4 separate regions of the Homo sapiens genome follow, and regions 2, 3 and 4 are each linked to region 1. The links are chromatin loops, found by intact Hi-C in ENCODE. Cell type or tissue: heart right ventricle. All regions are shown on one strand. Region 1 overlaps LINC00336 (long intergenic non-protein coding RNA 336). Region 2 overlaps UQCC2 (ubiquinol-cytochrome c reductase complex assembly factor 2). Region 3 overlaps ITPR3 (inositol 1,4,5-trisphosphate receptor type 3). Region 4 holds the start of ITPR3-AS1 (ITPR3 antisense RNA 1).

The links. Hi-C counts contacts between places; a loop is a spot of excess contacts. Peaks named below come from ENCODE experiments on the same cell type or tissue, not always from the same donor. Only the 100,000 strongest peaks of a DNase experiment are listed, where the experiment ranks them.
Region 2: it touches region 1 in a loop (9-fold over the local background); 99 of 110 quality-filtered maps call a loop at or near these places.
Region 3: it touches region 1 in a loop (10-fold over the local background); 39 of 110 quality-filtered maps call a loop at or near these places.
Region 4: it touches region 1 in a loop (2.2-fold over the local background); 71 of 110 quality-filtered maps call a loop at or near these places.

What each region holds. Positions count from the first base shown.
Region 1 is chr6:33,583,521-33,587,520 of GRCh38, reverse strand. LINC00336 (long intergenic non-protein coding RNA 336) reads left to right here. Exons shown (of 2, transcript NR_027908.2): 2 at 1-1,417. It also overlaps the pseudogene GGNBP1. Among named protein-coding and RNA genes, the nearest start is that of BAK1, 5.2 kb to the right of the region's middle. RefSeq lists enhancers at 1,424-1,513, 1,436-2,430. In heart right ventricle, CTCF peaks have their summits at 1,711 (motif pointing left) and 3,742; a DNase peak (open chromatin) is centred at 1,710; H3K4me3 peaks cover 326 bases; H3K27ac peaks cover 1,487 bases.
Region 2 is chr6:33,698,520-33,702,519 of GRCh38, reverse strand. It overlaps UQCC2 (ubiquinol-cytochrome c reductase complex assembly factor 2), which reads left to right. Exons shown (of 4, transcript NM_032340.4): 2 at 1,100-1,174; 3 at 2,007-2,076. Among named protein-coding and RNA genes, the nearest start is that of MIR3934, 2.4 kb to the right of the region's middle. RefSeq lists an enhancer at 3,989-4,000. In heart right ventricle, a CTCF peak has its summit at 1,853 (motif pointing right); a DNase peak (open chromatin) is centred at 1,856; H3K27ac peaks cover 1,572 bases.
Region 3 is chr6:33,671,361-33,675,360 of GRCh38, reverse strand. It overlaps ITPR3 (inositol 1,4,5-trisphosphate receptor type 3), which reads right to left. Exons shown (of 58, transcript NM_002224.4): 22 at 3,133-3,332; 23 at 1,641-1,770; 24 at 1,096-1,153. Among named protein-coding and RNA genes, the nearest start is that of MIR3934, 25 kb to the left of the region's middle. RefSeq lists an enhancer at 1,604-2,125. In heart right ventricle, a CTCF peak has its summit at 2,363; a DNase peak (open chromatin) is centred at 2,300.
Region 4 is chr6:33,631,220-33,635,219 of GRCh38, reverse strand. The region is part of intron 1 of ITPR3 (inositol 1,4,5-trisphosphate receptor type 3); the gene reads right to left. It overlaps ITPR3-AS1 (ITPR3 antisense RNA 1), which reads left to right and starts at 1,475. Exons shown (of 2, transcript NR_134628.1): 1 at 1,475-1,856; 2 at 2,207-3,976. LOC124901305 (a long non-coding RNA gene) reads right to left here. Exons shown (of 2, transcript XR_007059550.1): 2 at 3,249-3,781. RefSeq lists an enhancer at 102-648 and a silencer at 1,356-1,685. In heart right ventricle, a CTCF peak has its summit at 2,485 (motif pointing right); DNase peaks (open chromatin) are centred at 974, 1,209, 1,349 and 2,450; H3K4me3 peaks cover 1,309 bases; H3K27ac peaks cover 1,670 bases.

The DNA of each region.
Region 1 (4,000 bases):
TACACAGACTGTCAGGGCAAATGTCCACTGGATAAAAGCATGAGATGATGAATGGACGGAAATTAACCAAAAAGGTCATCAACACATTTTCAACAGATCCATCAATGTGCACTCAAAGAAGCTGAGACAGGCCTAACCTTTAAAGGCTGATGTCAAGGAAGGGGAGCAGCAGGATGGTACTCGGTCTGACCCAGCGGGGTCGCTCCCCTGAGCCTATGTGTGTTTGGAGTGGACGAGAATGGGAGAGAGATTAGAAAAACAGCAGCATCATGTGAATTACAGATGCACAGGAAAGCTTACAGCCTGTCTAGACAAATTCACTTATGTTACAGATGAGGAAACTGAGGCTCAGAAAGAGGAAGGGACTTGCCCAAGGCCACATAGCAAAGGAATAGCAAAGTTGAGACAAAAATAATGGACATTGTGACTCTGAGTCAAGTGAGAAACAGAGAGACTGATGGAGAAGTGTGTGTGTGTGTGTGTGTGTGTGTGTGTTTATGTGCATGCAGTGTGCACTCACTCAGGGGGCCAGGGTCCTGAATTTAGAAACACTACCACCAAGAAGGCATTATGCCTACCCTACCCAGGCAGTGGGGGCTGGAGCCAGGGCCTGGGGGCTGGAACCAGGGCCCAGGGCCTGGAGGGGATGGTAAGCCTCCAGCCCCACCTTCTCCAGGAAGGGGTTGGTGGTCTGGCACGGGCCAAGCGTACCTGGCCATCCACAATGCTCACCTCCACCACGGTGATCTCTGGCCGGGTAAGCAGCTCTCGGCCCTCTTGGCTGCCTAGCTTCCAGAGGCGGGACTCTTGCTGCATTCCCAGAAGCTTCTTCAACTCCGACTCCAGGAAACCTGAGAGCCAGAGAGATGGCAAGGGACAGGGAGATGGCAGGGAACAGGCAGGAGTAGGATGGAGCAGCCCACTGGGAACCCAAGGACCCGGAGGTGCAACCGCTCCCTGAGCCTCATCCCAGCTCTGTGTGGTTCCTGCTCACCCTCAGCCACAGCCCTCTCTTCTTCCAGGACGTAGAGCCAGCCAGGTACCACCCCTCCTTCGCCCTGCCTTCCCCAGGAAGCTCACTCTTTGAGGGCCTTCTCTGGCAGCGGCAGCATGAGAGCCTGCGTCTTCACCCACTGGGGACAGCATGCAAAGGGCAGGTATTTGCCCCCACCACCAACCAACTCAAGAGCCTGGATCTGGAACCCAAACTGCCTGCACTCAAGTCCCAGCTCTGCCCATCACTAGCTGTGTGACATCGGGCAAGTTCTCACTGTGAACTGGAGATGGCAATAGGACCTACCTCAGAGTCGTAAAATGCAGGATTTTATGAAAAGTGCTTAAAGAGGGTCTGCCCCATTAATGGCTATGTAAATGTGAACCACGATTTTCATCATATTATGTATGCTATCACCACTAACCCAACTGCTGTCCATGTCTGGGCTGCCCGGGGCTCTACTGGCAGAGAGGACCCTCTGGGGCTCTGTCACAGCAGTGCATGATGGGAAAACCAGGGATGGAGGCAGCCACTGAAGGCGTTAGAAGCCTCTGGGCTGGGGGAAAGGGTGGTGCTTGAGTAGTACCACCCCCGCAGTCACCACTTCCCAAACCCAGAGGAAGACCCGTTACACCTAGTGTGGCCTCCAGCCCAGCCACACGCTGCTCCCTGGTCTCGGGTGGTCCTCTTAGGTCCTCTGGTACCATCTGGTGGTACCTGCTGGTATTGCACCCCTGAGCCGCCGGCCAAAGCGAGGCTTCCTGGACCTGGGGGCACGTGGGAGGGGAAGGGCGGAAGCCCTTACCCACTGTGTCTGTGGATCTGAAAGCCTTGTTCGGTGGCGACTGGAGGGCAACAATGCCTGGGACACAGAGCTTGAATGAGCTGTCCTCTTCCTTCATTTTCTCTTCCTCACTTTTCTCCTCGCTGGGCAAACCTTGGAGAGGAGTCCAGCCAGTCTCTGAGCAGGTGAGGAGGCCCAGGACCCCAGGCCTGCAGCCCCACCCCACCCCTAGGCAAGACAGGAAGCAGGAGGCAACATGTCCCTAAAGGCTAAGAAAGGGGACTGCTCCTTCCAGGCCCAGGCCACATATTCTGGGGCCCAGCCTGATGTGGGAAAGGCCCCAACCCATGCCTCATGACCCCATCACCCACAGACCTTGGCCATGGCCGAGTTTTGAAGCTCCTTGTCCAAACTGTGGAAGTGGTTCCAAGGAGTTGCCTCCACCCTGGAAGAGGCCAACACGCAGTCTCCTGTGAATGGGTGGTGGTCACTGACAGGCTGGCAGCAAGTGGGGTGGTCCAGGCCTTGGAGGGCAAGCACACAGGGGGCTGAGTTGTGGGTGGGGTTGTCTTGTTTTCTTTAGCAAATGCCTACTGTGTGCCACACACCGTTCTGGGCATTTTACAAAGAGTATCTCAGTTCATCCTTGCAACTTCCTTCAAGGATAGCTACTATTATATTCCCACTTTAAAGACGAGGAAACAGACGCAGAGAGGTTGAGCAAGCTGCCACCCATCGCACGGCTCAGCATGTTAGAACTGGCATTTGAACCCAGGCAGTCTGACTCCAGCAGTCCCTCAAAATGTGTCCCGTGTCCTGCCAGGCCCCACACCCCTAAGAAGTTCTACAGGAAGAGGGTCCGTTTCTGGCGCTTCCCCTATGCCTATGGCCACCACACTCACCTTCAAGCAGACACTCCTTCTCCCTGGTGGAGGGCTCAGGGCTGACCTCACGGGGCCCTGTGGCTCTCTGCAGGTATTCTTCCTTCAACTGCAGGATCTGGATAAAGTGGCTGCTAATCCCAAAGCACAGTCAGGTGAGGGAGGCAGGTGGGGCTCAGAGATGTGACAGAGACCCCCTAAACCTCCCCCAAGGCTCACCTACAGGTCTGCTGGCCCTCTGCAGCCTTCCTCTCCCATCAGCCCCCTGCTCTGCATCTGGGGTCCTCATCATAGAGGGGGATTATCGCTCTCAAAAGTAGGGTGATGAGGGGGTGGGGAACAGAGAGAGGTGGGTCCCTGTCCTCACAGGGGATGGCTGCCAGGCCTGTAGAAGGAGCTGGGAGCAACAGGACCCCCCGTCCCTCTGGCCCTGGCATATTCCCTTTCTACTCCCTAGCCTGTCCTCTTTCATATCTGGTATCCCCCATCCACAACCCCTCACTTGTGGGAGGACCCCATCTCTCCCTCCTTCCCAAACCAAATCCCCATCTCCAGCCTCCTCCCCACCAGATGCTTCTGTCCGTTGGCCCCACCCACATCTCCCTGTCCTTCCCCACCAGGTGCCCTGTTCCAGACCTTTACCCACCCAAGGCCTCCCTCCCCAGACCCTCCCCAGCATGGGTCCCCCATCTCAGGCCCATGCCCTTCCCCCATCTCATGTCCAGGCCTCTTCTCAGTACCTCTGTCCCAGGCCTTGCCAACCTGGGTACCCCCCAATTCCAGCCCCTCACCTGTCTGAGGCCCCTGTTTTCCCAGAGGCGTCCCCTGCTGGCTCCTTCCCCTCCTTCTCAGGCAGGTTGCCCAACACCTCCTGGCTTGCTATGGGCAGAACTGACTTCACCTCTCCGCCAGGCCTTCTTGCTCTTGCAGGTGTAGGTCACCATACGCCCCATGCCCAGCTTTAAGGGAGGCTGCTGTGACCGTTTTGAGAAGCCCCTGGGTATGGCCACAGAGAAGGGGTGGGGCGGCAAGGCAGATGGTCCCGGCCCCCTCCTCCTCACATGTCCCTCTTGGCTCATCATCAGGGAAATGGCACCCTGGTGGCGGAACATGGAGGAGCAGCCTGAAATTCATGATCAGGGCTTCGGAGCTGGGGCCTCCATCCTGAGAAGGTCCCCAATTCAGATCCTGTAACAGCCACCCCAGGACCAACTGCTTAAGAACAGGAAGAGTTTTCAAATTAAAACCTCCAGTTGGAAACTTCCCAGAATTCTGGGAAGCAAAGACTGGGGAGGATGGGAGGTTGGGGGAGATTAGTTGGAGGTAGAGGGGGCAGGGGTT
Region 2 (4,000 bases), 110 kb before region 1:
AGGCCTCAGTGTTCTGGGCCATCTCCTTTCTAGCAGGACCTAACTGTGGTCCTGGCTTGGTTCTCCTCAGTTTACACATTTTATCTTAAATGTTGCCTTCTTCATGTTTCTTTCCTTCTTGTAGAGTTTCAGCAGCTCCCCACTTATCATAGATTGAGAACTCAGATGATTTTTTTTTTTTTTGCCTTTGCTAAAAGAATCTGTTGGTCTGAGGCCGGGCATGGTGGCTCATGCCTGTAACCCCAACACTCTGGGAGGCTGAGGCAGGTGGATCGCTTGAGGTCAGGAGTTCGAAACCAGCCTGGCCAGCATGGTGAAACCCTGTCTCTACTAAAAAATACAAAAATTAGCTGGGTGTGGTGGCACATGCCTTTAATCCCAGTTACTCAGGAGGCTGAGGCTGGAGAATTGCTTGAACCCAGGAGGCGGAGGTTGCAGTGAGCCAAGATTGCGCCACTGCACTCCAGCCTGGGCAATAGAGTGAGAGACTGTCTCAAAAAAAACAAAAGAATCTACTGGTCTGGCCTGAAGCATCCCACAGGATTCCTGCCTCCTCTTCCTTGCTGACGGCATCTCCTCCCCCAGGAAGGCCTGCCCTTCTCCCTTCTGCTTGCTGACCTTCTGCTTGCTGACCTTCTGCTGTGCTTCCTTCAGAACCTAGCATTGTCTCACTTCCATCATGCACTGACCACTTGAGCATGCGGGGACTCCCCCACTGAGTCCCTGTAGCCCACTCTGCCCAGCACCCCCTTTGTTAGGCACGCCTTTCCAACCTTACATTTCTATTGTGGCATCTCCCACTGCAGCTGGTGTCGTGGCTCACAAGTCACAGATGCTCAACAAATGCTTGTTTGCTGATTAATTGATCTGATTTTTCTGTAGGTTGGGGAGTTGATGAGGCAGAGCTATGCCTCCAAAAAGTAGTTTCTAATAGCAGAGCTGTAGTCCAGGTTTGCTTCCCGCAGAGTGGAGAAGCCAGTGCTAGCTGCAGGCCTGCTTCATGTGAACGCTTTATTAAGTATGGTCTTTCCTCAAGGTACAGACACTGTGGGAGGCAGGACTCCTTTGCTCACCTCCTTTGGGATTCTTTGCTTTTCAGGTTGCAGAGCCTGAGGCCTGTGATCAGATGTACGAGAGCTTAGCGCGACTCCATTCAAACTACTACAAACACAAGGTGAGTGGGCCACAGTCTTTTATATACCCAGCTTTCTGACGGGACAACTAATAAGAATGAGTGAAAATCTGATTAGGTAATGTTTTGTAAAGACTTGGCTTTGCTGCGTTCAAATGAAACCAGTAATTTCAACCAAGCCAACAGAGGTGCCTGGTAGAGGCTTTTAGGCCACCTAAATAAAAGCTATTTAAAATTGTGAATATAGGGAAGAAACAAAACCAATTATGAATAGAAGCCATGTATTTGATATGCCAGTGTGTGCTCCTGGGAATGTCTGACAGCCATTGGATTTATACCTATTTTCCCATCCACTCTGACGGAACTGACACCTCCCCACATTCTGGTGATAAAGATGGGATGATTGGGAAAGTGCCCTCCTTTTACGGAGCTGGGCCCAACATGATTACTGTCAAATTCCATTTAGAGTGGTTTTTCCCATACTTGAAAAATATGCTCATTAACTCCACAAACATTTGTGGCCATATGCCTATGTGGAAAATTGATTTTTTCTAAATCCTCCCTGCTAACATGTGATCCATGAGCAGCAGCATGGGCATCACCTGGGAACTGGTTAGAAATGCAGAATCAGGGGCCCCACCCATACCTGCGTTTTCCAGGGAGGACTCACGGGTACATTATAGTTGGAGCTGCCTCCTGGAGACTGTACTGGTTCTTGCGAGGCCAAGTCTTGACCTCGAGGTGGCGCTGCTCTTCTCCTTGCTAGGCCTCCTGGCCTCTGGTTGCCCAGGGCCTAGGTGAAATGCAGTTAGAGAGCAGGGCTTGTGTGCTGATCTCTCCCCTCCCTTCACTTCCTTTCTGCCCCGGTGACCAGTACCCTCGCCCCAGAGACACCAGCTTCAGTGGCCTGTCGTTGGAAGAGTACAAGCTGATCCTGTCCACAGGTAATGAAAGCACAGCTGCCTTTTCTCATTGGTTTGCAAATGATTCTGAGTTTGAGTGGCCAAGGGGAATTGTCTAAGAAGACAGTTTTGCTTGATGGAAAGTCTTGTAGAACAGCCCAGAGGAAATTCTGAAGCTACAGGGCGCATGCATTTTGACCATATACTGTGGAGAAGGTCAAAGGCGTTATTTAAAAAAGAAAATCTATCTTTAGGGCTTTTAAATTCAAGGCTGGGCATCAGGGAACAGAGGAATACCTATTTGCCAAATGGAAGTAGTTGAAATCAGGATGGAAGGAAAATAATTTTATTTTTATGGTCTTAAGAGGGCTTTATAAACAATGAAGGTTTTAATTAAAACAAAAAACCATTCAATAAACGTGTTTGGGGATATCCGCCTAAGAGTTATGTGACCCAGGGGACGTGGTCTGTGGGTTAGATATGAGTTTAACTAGGTATGTTTTAGAGTCATTGATAGACTCTGATTATCAAGAAAGGAAACATCCTGCCAAGCCCGTCCTTTCCTTACTTCCCTATCTCCATTGTCCCTAAGGAGGGGGGCCGGAGAGCCAGGGATGAAGTAGGCAGGTACTGGAAAATTACTATTTTTGTTGCCAAGTATATTATATACAAAAATAGGTTAACCTTTTCTGGGAGGGCATGGCCCTGACACATTTCCTTCTGGTATTCTAGAAATGTGTCTTTCCTCTTCTTCTGGCAGCCTTCAGCAACTTAAGTTTTGAGGATTTGGGCTTCTAGAAAACTCTCTTCTGAGATTAAAACCTGGTGGTGTCACCTGCTATTACATGTCAACTCTAACCCTATTTTTATTCCAGTACTCTCTGGGAAACTGTGGTGAAGATATTTTGGCCAGGCAGAATCACTTTATTGGCAATTTTTTTTAATGTGTAAATTTACTCCTATATCCCTGGGTCCGTGTAATTAGCAGCATTGATGCACATTATTGTGAGGGCCCTGGACAGTTTGAGCAAAGTTTGAACTTGAAGTGAGGGCGGAAGTAAGTTCCAGAGGCCCTGCCTCTGCCCTCTGTTTTGTTCACCTCAGGGCAGCCTCTGCAAGTGGAAAACAGGCAGCAACGAAGGCTGGGAGATAGTCCCGCCATTGGTCCGCGCTGCAGCTTGTTCTGGCAGCGAGTTTAGTTCAGGAAATTTGCTGAGAATTTGTTTTCACAGCAAGCCTCATATTTTTGTTGCAAATTGTGTGGCGTAAGCTTACCAAATGTTTCCTCTGACAGGACAAGAAAAGACCTGCAGCACCTTGTAGTGAGAGGCTTTGAGGGCCTGGCAAGTCTGAAATGTGCTGTGTTCTGGGTTATGTGTGTGTCCACCCTGGGATTGGGGTCATGGAAAGCGCCTAAGGGAGGCCTCAGTGTCCACCTGGACACTGGAAACATGGACTTCTGGAAAAGCTCCAGAGCAGGGGCTTTTTTCTGTTACCTTTTTTGGTCAGAAAAGATACTCTTTTTTTCTCCAGTAGTTTTGTTAACGTGAAAATTTAGGCTGGTAAAGCAAAACAATATTATAAGAATATCTAAAATTTAACATGCACGTAAAATTAGATTTCATGGAACATTAGCCCTAGAGACTTTAGACAAATGGTTCCGTACTGGGGGGATGGTTTTGCCCCCCAGGGGACATGTGGCAATGTCTGGAGACATTTTTAGTTGTCACAACTGGTGGTGCGGGCAGCGGTGCTACTGGCATTAGTGGGTAGAGGCCAGGATGCTTTGAAACAGCCTTCAGTGATGCACAGGCCAGCCCACGACGAAAAATTATCTGGCCCAAAGTGTTGGTAGTGCCAAGGCCAAGAAACCCTGCTTTGGTTCCTGGGTGTAGGGACGTGTATGTTCTTAAACAAGAGCCCCTCCCGCCTGCATTGTGGTGGATGATGGCTGCCTTTTCATTGA
Region 3 (4,000 bases), 88 kb before region 1:
AACCTCCACCTCCCGGATTCAAATGATTCTCCTGCTTCAGCCTCCTGAGTAGCTGGAATTACCAGTGTGTGCCAACACACCCGGCTAATTTTTGTATTTTTAGTAGAGACAGGGTTTCACCATGTTGGCCAGGCTGGTCTCGAACTCCTGACCTCAAGTGATCTGCCCACCTCGGCCTCCCAAAGTGCTGGGATTACAAGCATGAGCGACCACACCTAGCCAGAAACAAGGACTCTTAACACAGATCCCACTGCCACCATGCGGGGGATTCATGGATAGAAGCGGGGCCCATGAACAGAGATGGAGAAAATGTTACATCTTTATTTTTCCCAACCTCTAACCAAAATACAGCATTTCCTTCAGTGAGGAAATATTTGTGGCACCTGTAAGTCTGTCACCAATAAATATAACAGATGTTTTCACATCACCTCAGAGTTGTTAAATCACAAAATATCGTTTATATTCGTCGCTGCCTTGAAGTAGTGGTACTAATTACACCCACCAGTGCAGCTCGCTACTTTACGTATTAGTAAAGAGGCACATACATAACTGTCACTACTAATTTGTTTTCTCCAATATTTTGATAACTCGCTCCAAGCCACTGGTTCCCTTTGTCTTGTTATGTGCTTTATTTTATGAGTTTACAATCACCATTCTGAAAAGCAGTCCATAAGCCCTGCTAGACCCAGGCACAAGCCTGGCCCCAAGATGCTAAAAGCCCCCAGTGAGCCTCTGCCTCCAGCCCCTCAGGGCTTCGGGTGGATGGGATGCATGTCCCCACACTTCCGCCCTGCTGTGGGACTGGGGACGTTGTTCCAGCTGTCCAGCTACCTGACTCAAGTCCACTGCACAAGAGAGGCACACCTGCCCTGAGTAGGGGTGGAAGAATGACGGGATGACTGGGAACCAAAGGGCCCCCCAGATCTCTGGGACTGGGGAGGCAGGGGAGGGGCTGAGCACAAAGCCCGGTGAGGGTCTGCAGAGGGAATGGCAGAGAGGAAGAGCCAGCCCCCAGCCCAGGAACCCAGACCAGACCAAGAGGGGGTGTCGAGCCTCCCAACCCCACACACCCCTGCAGCTCAACCCTGGCCTCACCCCACTCCAAACATGGCCTCCGCCTGCTCCCCGATGCGATCCAGGTTCATGTTGGCAGCTGTGGGGAGAGGGGCAGATGGAAGCAGATTGTAGGCCCAGCCCGGGAAAGAGGGGAGCACAGGGAGACACTCAAACCACCCTCTTCCCTGCACTGGCTGCACAGCAGCTGCTCTGCCTGCCCCTTTCTGGGAAGGAACCAAGTAGGGGAGGAGCCACAGCCCCCTACTCCCCTGCAGGGCAGTACAAAGGGGGCAGAGATCCAGGCTGGGAGTCAGGAGACCAGATCCCGGTCTGGCTCAGCCTCTGACTGGCTGTCACCTCGAGCAAGTCCCTGCTGTTCTGTGAGCCTCAGTTTCCCCATTTGGAAAACGAAGGGAAGGATCCCTGCCCTTCCCCCTCACTGAGGCAATTAAATGAGACAGTGGAAAGAAAAGGCCTTTGCAGACTAGAAAAAGGAGCAGGGCTGAGGAGCTGGCTCCACCCCACTGCTGTGTATCCCTGGGAGAGTCGCACAGCCTCAGCCTGAAGGCAGGGCAGGGGCTTACTGGTAGAGTCGAAGGCAGGGGCTGTGCCATCAGCCCCACTGTCCTGCATGGGAAACACCTCCACAAACTCCTTCTTGAAGACAGACAGCAGGTAGGATATGCGGTAATCCAGGCGGACATTGAGGATGAACTGGAGAAGAGAGGAAAGGTCAGGTGAGGATGGGGTGAGGACTGATCTGAGGTCAGAAGGCCCTTCCTACTTTATGGGGGGCAGGGGGCAGGGAGCCCCCAAATAGGCTCTAGCACTTGGGGCAGCAGGGTCCTCAGCACAGTCATTTGGGATGCTCCAGGATGTCACAGCAAGAAAACAAGACCCCTCTCCCCAGGCCCAGGGTGCCCTCTCCCCAGCTCCTGCCCCAGTGATGGAGTATGAGGGCCTCCTCTCAGCATGAGGCAGCGAGCACCCCTGCGCCCGGCCCACTCAGTCCCTCTTTCCCAAGCTAGACACTGACAGGAAGGGGAATGAAGCCCCCAGGTCCAAAAACTGACTCTTGTCCTCCTATCCTGCTCAGCCAAACAGACCCTGGATACTCATGGGAGGGGAAACTGAGGCCTGTGAGGGAGGAGGAGAGGCTACTGTGGGGCAGACGTGAGGATGCAGGGCTTGCAGACATGGGTGAGTCACACAGTCTCATGGGGCACTGAGCCTTTGGCCAAGCCCCAGGATGCAGACATGGAAGGCCCAGCCCTCAGAATGAGTCAGAAGCTCCCTCCACTCTGACCGCCAGAGGTCCCCCACGGAGGTCACTGCACTACCCTTCCTGCCCTCCGGTGACAGCAAGGCAAAAGCAAGCATCCTCATCCCTCCTCGGGGATGAGCCCCTTCCTGGGGTGTGGCTGGGGAGTCTCAGATGAGACCACAACAGGGATGACTGCATCCACCTTGCCAAGAAATAGGTTCTTAAATCTCTAGCTCTGCTTCAAAATCCCTGTGACCTTGGGAAAGCACCCCCCGGCCCCCGCTTTTACCTCCCCGCTTTTACTTTCCCCATCTGTAAAATGGGAGAATTGAACTAGACTTCAGTGCACCTCAGAATCACCTGGAGGGTTTGTCACAACACAGCCCACAGGGCCCCTCTCCAGTGTTCCTGACTCAGTAGGTCTAGGGTGGGGCCGGAGAATGTGCATTTCTGTTTTTCTTTTTATTTATTTATCGTTATTACTATTTTTTTTAATAGAGACGGGGTCTCACCCAGGCAGGTCTTGAACTCTGAGCTCAAGCAGTCCTCCCACCTTGGCCTCCCAAAGCACTGGGATTACAGGCGTGAGTCACTGCGCACAACCGAGAATGTGCACTTCTAACAAGCTCCCAGGTGAGGCTGGCCCAAGAACCACACTGTGGGAACCGCTGGGCCTGACAGCCAGTCACGATGGAGACTTCCAGTACTAAATACTGAGATCTGAAGGGGTTCGCCCTGCCCAGCCTCCCTGTACCCGCCCCATTACCCTCCCCCTATACCCAACACCTCCCACACGGTCCTGGCCCAGGCACCTGAAGGATTTCCAGGATCTTCAGCTTGGTCTCCATCACCACAATGTCCTCATTCTCCTCAAACTTGCTTCTGTCCAGCGGCTCAGCAGCACTGGCCCCAGCAGACAGGCTGGGGGCACTGAAGACGGACTGCTTGCGGCTCAGCACCATGGTGGACATCATGTGCCCCACGCCCTGGATGGACCGCCGCACATTCTTGCCTGTGGAGGGGGAAGCAGAGGAGGTTGCCAAGGAGGTTGTAGAGGCTGTACACAGGGGTCCCTGGTCTGATGAGGGAGGCAGAGGATGCATAATCTGTTTATGTCAGCTGCAGGGCAAAGCCTTGCTAAGGAAGGGACAGGGCTAACCCAGGAAGGCTTCCTGGAGGACATGAGCTTTAAGCAAATCTGGGAAAAGAAGGAGGTGTCAGGGCAAAGGTGAGCTGTGTGGGGAGATGACTGAGAATTTTCTGTAGGAAACCATGAGAGCAGCTACACAGCCTGGGGGCTGAGAGGACACTGCGGGGAGGACAGCCCCGAAAACCAGTGCCAGGCTCTAGGCACCTTTTGTTTAGATGACTTTATGCAGCCTGGGAGTGTCTGGGAGGGCAGGGCTGCCGCTCAACCCTCAGACAGGCTGTGCCTCCCTCCTCCTCACACACACGATGACAGAGCTGTCTCGCTCCTCCCTCACTATCTCCCCTCAAGACCAAGCAGGGTTGGAAGGCAACTCCCACAGACCCGGGGTCTCCAGGGAGTCCGGGCAGGGACCCCTCTGGTCCTGCTGAGGTGGGAGGGGCTTGGGCCCAAGATATCCCCTTGAGGCAGAGCCAGGTTGGGTGGGGGGAATGCGGGGCTGGGGAAGGTGTTGATCTGAGGGAACTTCCTGT
Region 4 (4,000 bases), 48 kb before region 1:
TGCTTGGCCAATCAGAGAAGGTGTGGGAGAAGCAGGAACTGCTCAGAGCCTTGAATAATTCATAGAATTTCCTGTAAGATATTAGTGAATCAGATTAGCTGGTTGTCTCTTAGCAAAGCCCTGAAGGGAGGGGACACAGGATGGATGAATTTTGATGGCGAGAGAAAGAAAGCATTGACTGGGGTGATGGAGCCGCAGGGCAGCATGGAGGTTGTGCAGCTGAAGAGAGGCTGGCGGCAGTCCCCACAGCCCCCATCTTGACCGGTACACAGGGCCTTGTAGCGGGGGAAAGAGGAAGAGGCCGCAGAGTCCCCCTCCTCAGAGGGTCCCTGTCTGAGGAAAAAACTCATCCTCATCCCTGACCCCTCCACGCCTCTCCTGGGAACTCCTTGTCTGGGTCACACATGCAGGAAAGACATGCAAATTTGGGGGCCAAAGCGTTTTTCCTCACCCCTCTGGACAAGCCCACCTGGTCATTAGGTGGATGTCCATTTGTCCGAGCCCACGCTGGCACAGCTTCTGAAGCCCCGCCTCTCCAGCTCAGCCCCTCCCCATGCCAGTGCCCAGCAGTCCACAAAGCAAGGAGTGCAAACAGAAGCCACTTAGAGAAGGGAGGGACCGGTCAGAAGGGGAGCACGGATTCCGGAGGGGAATTCAAACAAGGCTGGGAAGGAAAACATCCCAGATGTGCAGCTGAGCAGACGACAACGGTCTGTGGAAGGGACTGGAGCAGAGAAGCAAGCCCTGGGCAGGGCTACGGAAAGCAGGGAGGGTCGGTCAGGAGTGAGGACTTGGGAGGCAGGAGATGGGACCTTGGGCATTTTCTCCCGGGTCCGCCAGGACCAGCAAAACAGGCATCATCTGGGAATGCTAAGCTCCATTCTGTGTCCCCCAAGAACCTCCAAGAGGTGGCACCTTGCCACCTTGCCTTCCTTGTTTTATTCTCCAGAAGTTGAGCGCAGCCCCCACCTGGTGTGTGTAGATAAAGAAGGTGGCCCTGGGCAGATGTTTGCAGGGTCCCACCGTGCCCCCAAGCTCCCCTCACCCGTGTCTCTGTGCGTACTCATTAGGCCTAAGGGATCCCATGAAGGTGATCTCTGGCGACAGGGGAGCAGGAGGGGACGGGAGGGAGCGTCGCGTGAAGTCATTAACAGATAAGCAAGAAAGCTCTTATCAGATGGCCTGTCGGGAGACCTGGGGCCAGAGGGAGGGCCGAGGGCCGGGACACAAGTTAGGCAAGTTTGCATGGAGAGGGAGCCTCACCGGGCGAGGCCGCGACCTCCCCATCGCTGCGTGGTGGGAGCGGTTCTGGGTCCGCGCGGCTCCGGAGAGCGTAGGTCTGGCCTCCCTGGCCCCGCCCCGGCCCGGCCCGGCCCCGCCCCGCGCCCGCCCCGCGCCCGCCCCGCCCCCAGCCTGGCCCGGCCCGCGAGCTCCGGGCGTCCGGCCCCGGCCCCGGCCCCGCCCCCGCCCCCGCGGCGAAGCGAAACTCGCCGTCCCACGTGCAGCCGTCTCCCACGACGCGCCGCCGCCGCCAAGGGAGGGCCAGCGCGGCCTCGCCCCGGCCTGCCTCCGACTGCCGGCCGCTGCCAGGACGCCGCGCCTCCGCCAGACGCGCCCGGGGGCGGGGCGGGTGATGTGCCGCTGCGCCCGCGCTTTCCTGCTCTCCCCCGCTCGTCTGCCCGCGGAGGGCGGCCCCGGGGTACCCCTCCCCACCTGATGGCACCGACGTCCCTGGCCTTAGCGCCCCACCCCGACTCTTCCTCATGGCGGGCACCTGTGTTTATCAAACTAGCCGGACCACAGGTGCCCTGCTGAGTGCGCACCGGGCGCTGAAACCAGAGCCGCGCTCTACAGGGGTAAGTGGCCGCTTCGCTTCACCCCCCTCTCGCCAACGCCTCCCCACAAGGTCCCTCCACCCACGGGCCCCAGAAAAGACCTGTTCCCACCCTTTACCAGCCCACCGATCTCTCACTGTCCAGCCTCTACTAGGATGACGCCCCATCCCACTCCTGCCATCTCAAGGCCAAGCTGAGGCTCCCGTGTGGTTCCCTGCCCACGCCCCGCTACGCCCACCACCGGCATCGCCCCTCACCTAGAGGCCGGTGGTACCCCAGCCAAGATCACAAAAAAACTGCCCCTCCATCGCGCGACTCTATAGTTTATCAATCGTTTTTACATCCAGTATCTCATTGTGTTCTTACCACAGTCCAGAGTGAGGCCCACAGAGTGGATGGAACCCCTGAGCCACACAGCTGGTCAGAGAATGGCACAGACACAACCCAGGCCTCCATCTACTCGACAGACCTCACCACGAGCCTACTATGTGCTGGGTGTGGTCCCCACCCTCTGGGATCTCCTGCGACCACGCTGAGTGCCGAGGACAGGAGCCCTGTCTACACCTGTGTGTCCCCTTCTCCCCTCCAGGACCAGCCCAGCAGAGGCTCAGGAGCCCAGAGGACAACAGTCCCTGCAGTGCGCCTTCCATCCACTGGGAGGCACAAGACCAGTCTGAACAGCAGAGGGAGCAGGAGGATGGGGCTACAGGGAAAGGGTCCTGGCTGGAGGCCTGTGGGCAGGCAGGGCTGTTCTGGGCCCTCTGGAGAGGAGCTGGTTGACAGCTTGTTCTAGGGTTGCAGGAGGGCACAGTCCCTGAAATGCCCACGGGGTCTACACCCCAAGACCTTGATCTGAGGTAGGAGAGGAAGACAGCTGCATCCCATTCTGCCCCATTCCACCCTGCGTGGACTTTGAGATCCAGGTGGGCGCCATGGGAAAGGTAGCAGGGTGGGTCAGTGCTGTCTGGAAAGATTAGATAAGGAGGAGGAAGGGAGCTAGATAGAAGTGGGGCAGGTGACTATCAAGGAGCCTGACTCAAAACCTACCACCTTGGCCACCATCAGAGCACCATGGGAGGGGGAATGACAGACTGGGGGAATGACAGACTGGGGAAATCCCCGAGGGACCCTGAACAACCCTCCCCCCACCCCCATTCAGCTGTGGATGAGAAAACTGTCCCTGGGGCATGGAGGAGAAACTGACCCGCCCAGGTCACACAAGTTAATGGAACAGCAAGTTCCAGATCCCAGGTCTTCTGGCTCCCAGCCCCAGACACTGGCTGTGGGTGGAGGATTACCCAGGTGCCAAGGCAAGAGACTGAAGGCACAAACTGTTTCAGTATAATAAAAAAAATAGAATAAGAATAGTCATAATACAAATTAGATATAGAGATGATCATGGACAATTAGCAATCACTATTAATCTTTAGCTTTTAATATTACTCTTTGTTGCATTACTAATATAACCTAGGAATAACCGGTGGGTATAGGGTCAGGTGCTGAAGGGACATTGTGAGAAGTGACCTGGAAGGCAAGAGGTGAGCCCTCTGTCACGCCCACATAAGGGCCGCTTGAGGGCTCCTTGGTCAAGTGGTAACGCCAGTGTCTGGGAATGCACCCGTTAATTAGCAGACCGCGAAAGGGAGTCTCCTTTCCTTGGAAGAGTTGGGGAACACTCTGCTCCACCAGCTTCTTGTGGAAGGCTGGATATTATCCAGGCCTGCGCGCAGTCATCCGGAGGCTTAAACCCTTCCCTGTGGTGCTGTGCTTCAATGGTCCCACTCCTTGTCCACTTTCATGCTCCTCCCGTACTCCTGGTTCCTCTTTGAAGAGCGCAGTAGATAGCGGTAGAAGAAATAGTGAAAGTCTTAAAGTCTTCGATCTTTCTTACAAGTGCAGAGAAGAAAACGCTGACATATGCTGCCTTCCCTCTCTGCTTCGGCTACCTAAAAGGGAAGGGCCGCCTATCCTGTAATCACATGACTTGCTTCACCTTGTCAATCACTTAGAAGATTCACCCTCCTTACCCTGCCCCCTTGTCTTGTATGCAATAAATATCAGTGACCCCAGCCGTTCAGGGCCACTACTGGTCTCCGCGTCTTGATGGTAGTGGTCACCCCGGCCCAGGTGTTTTTTCTTTATCTCTTTGTCTTGTGCTTTTATTT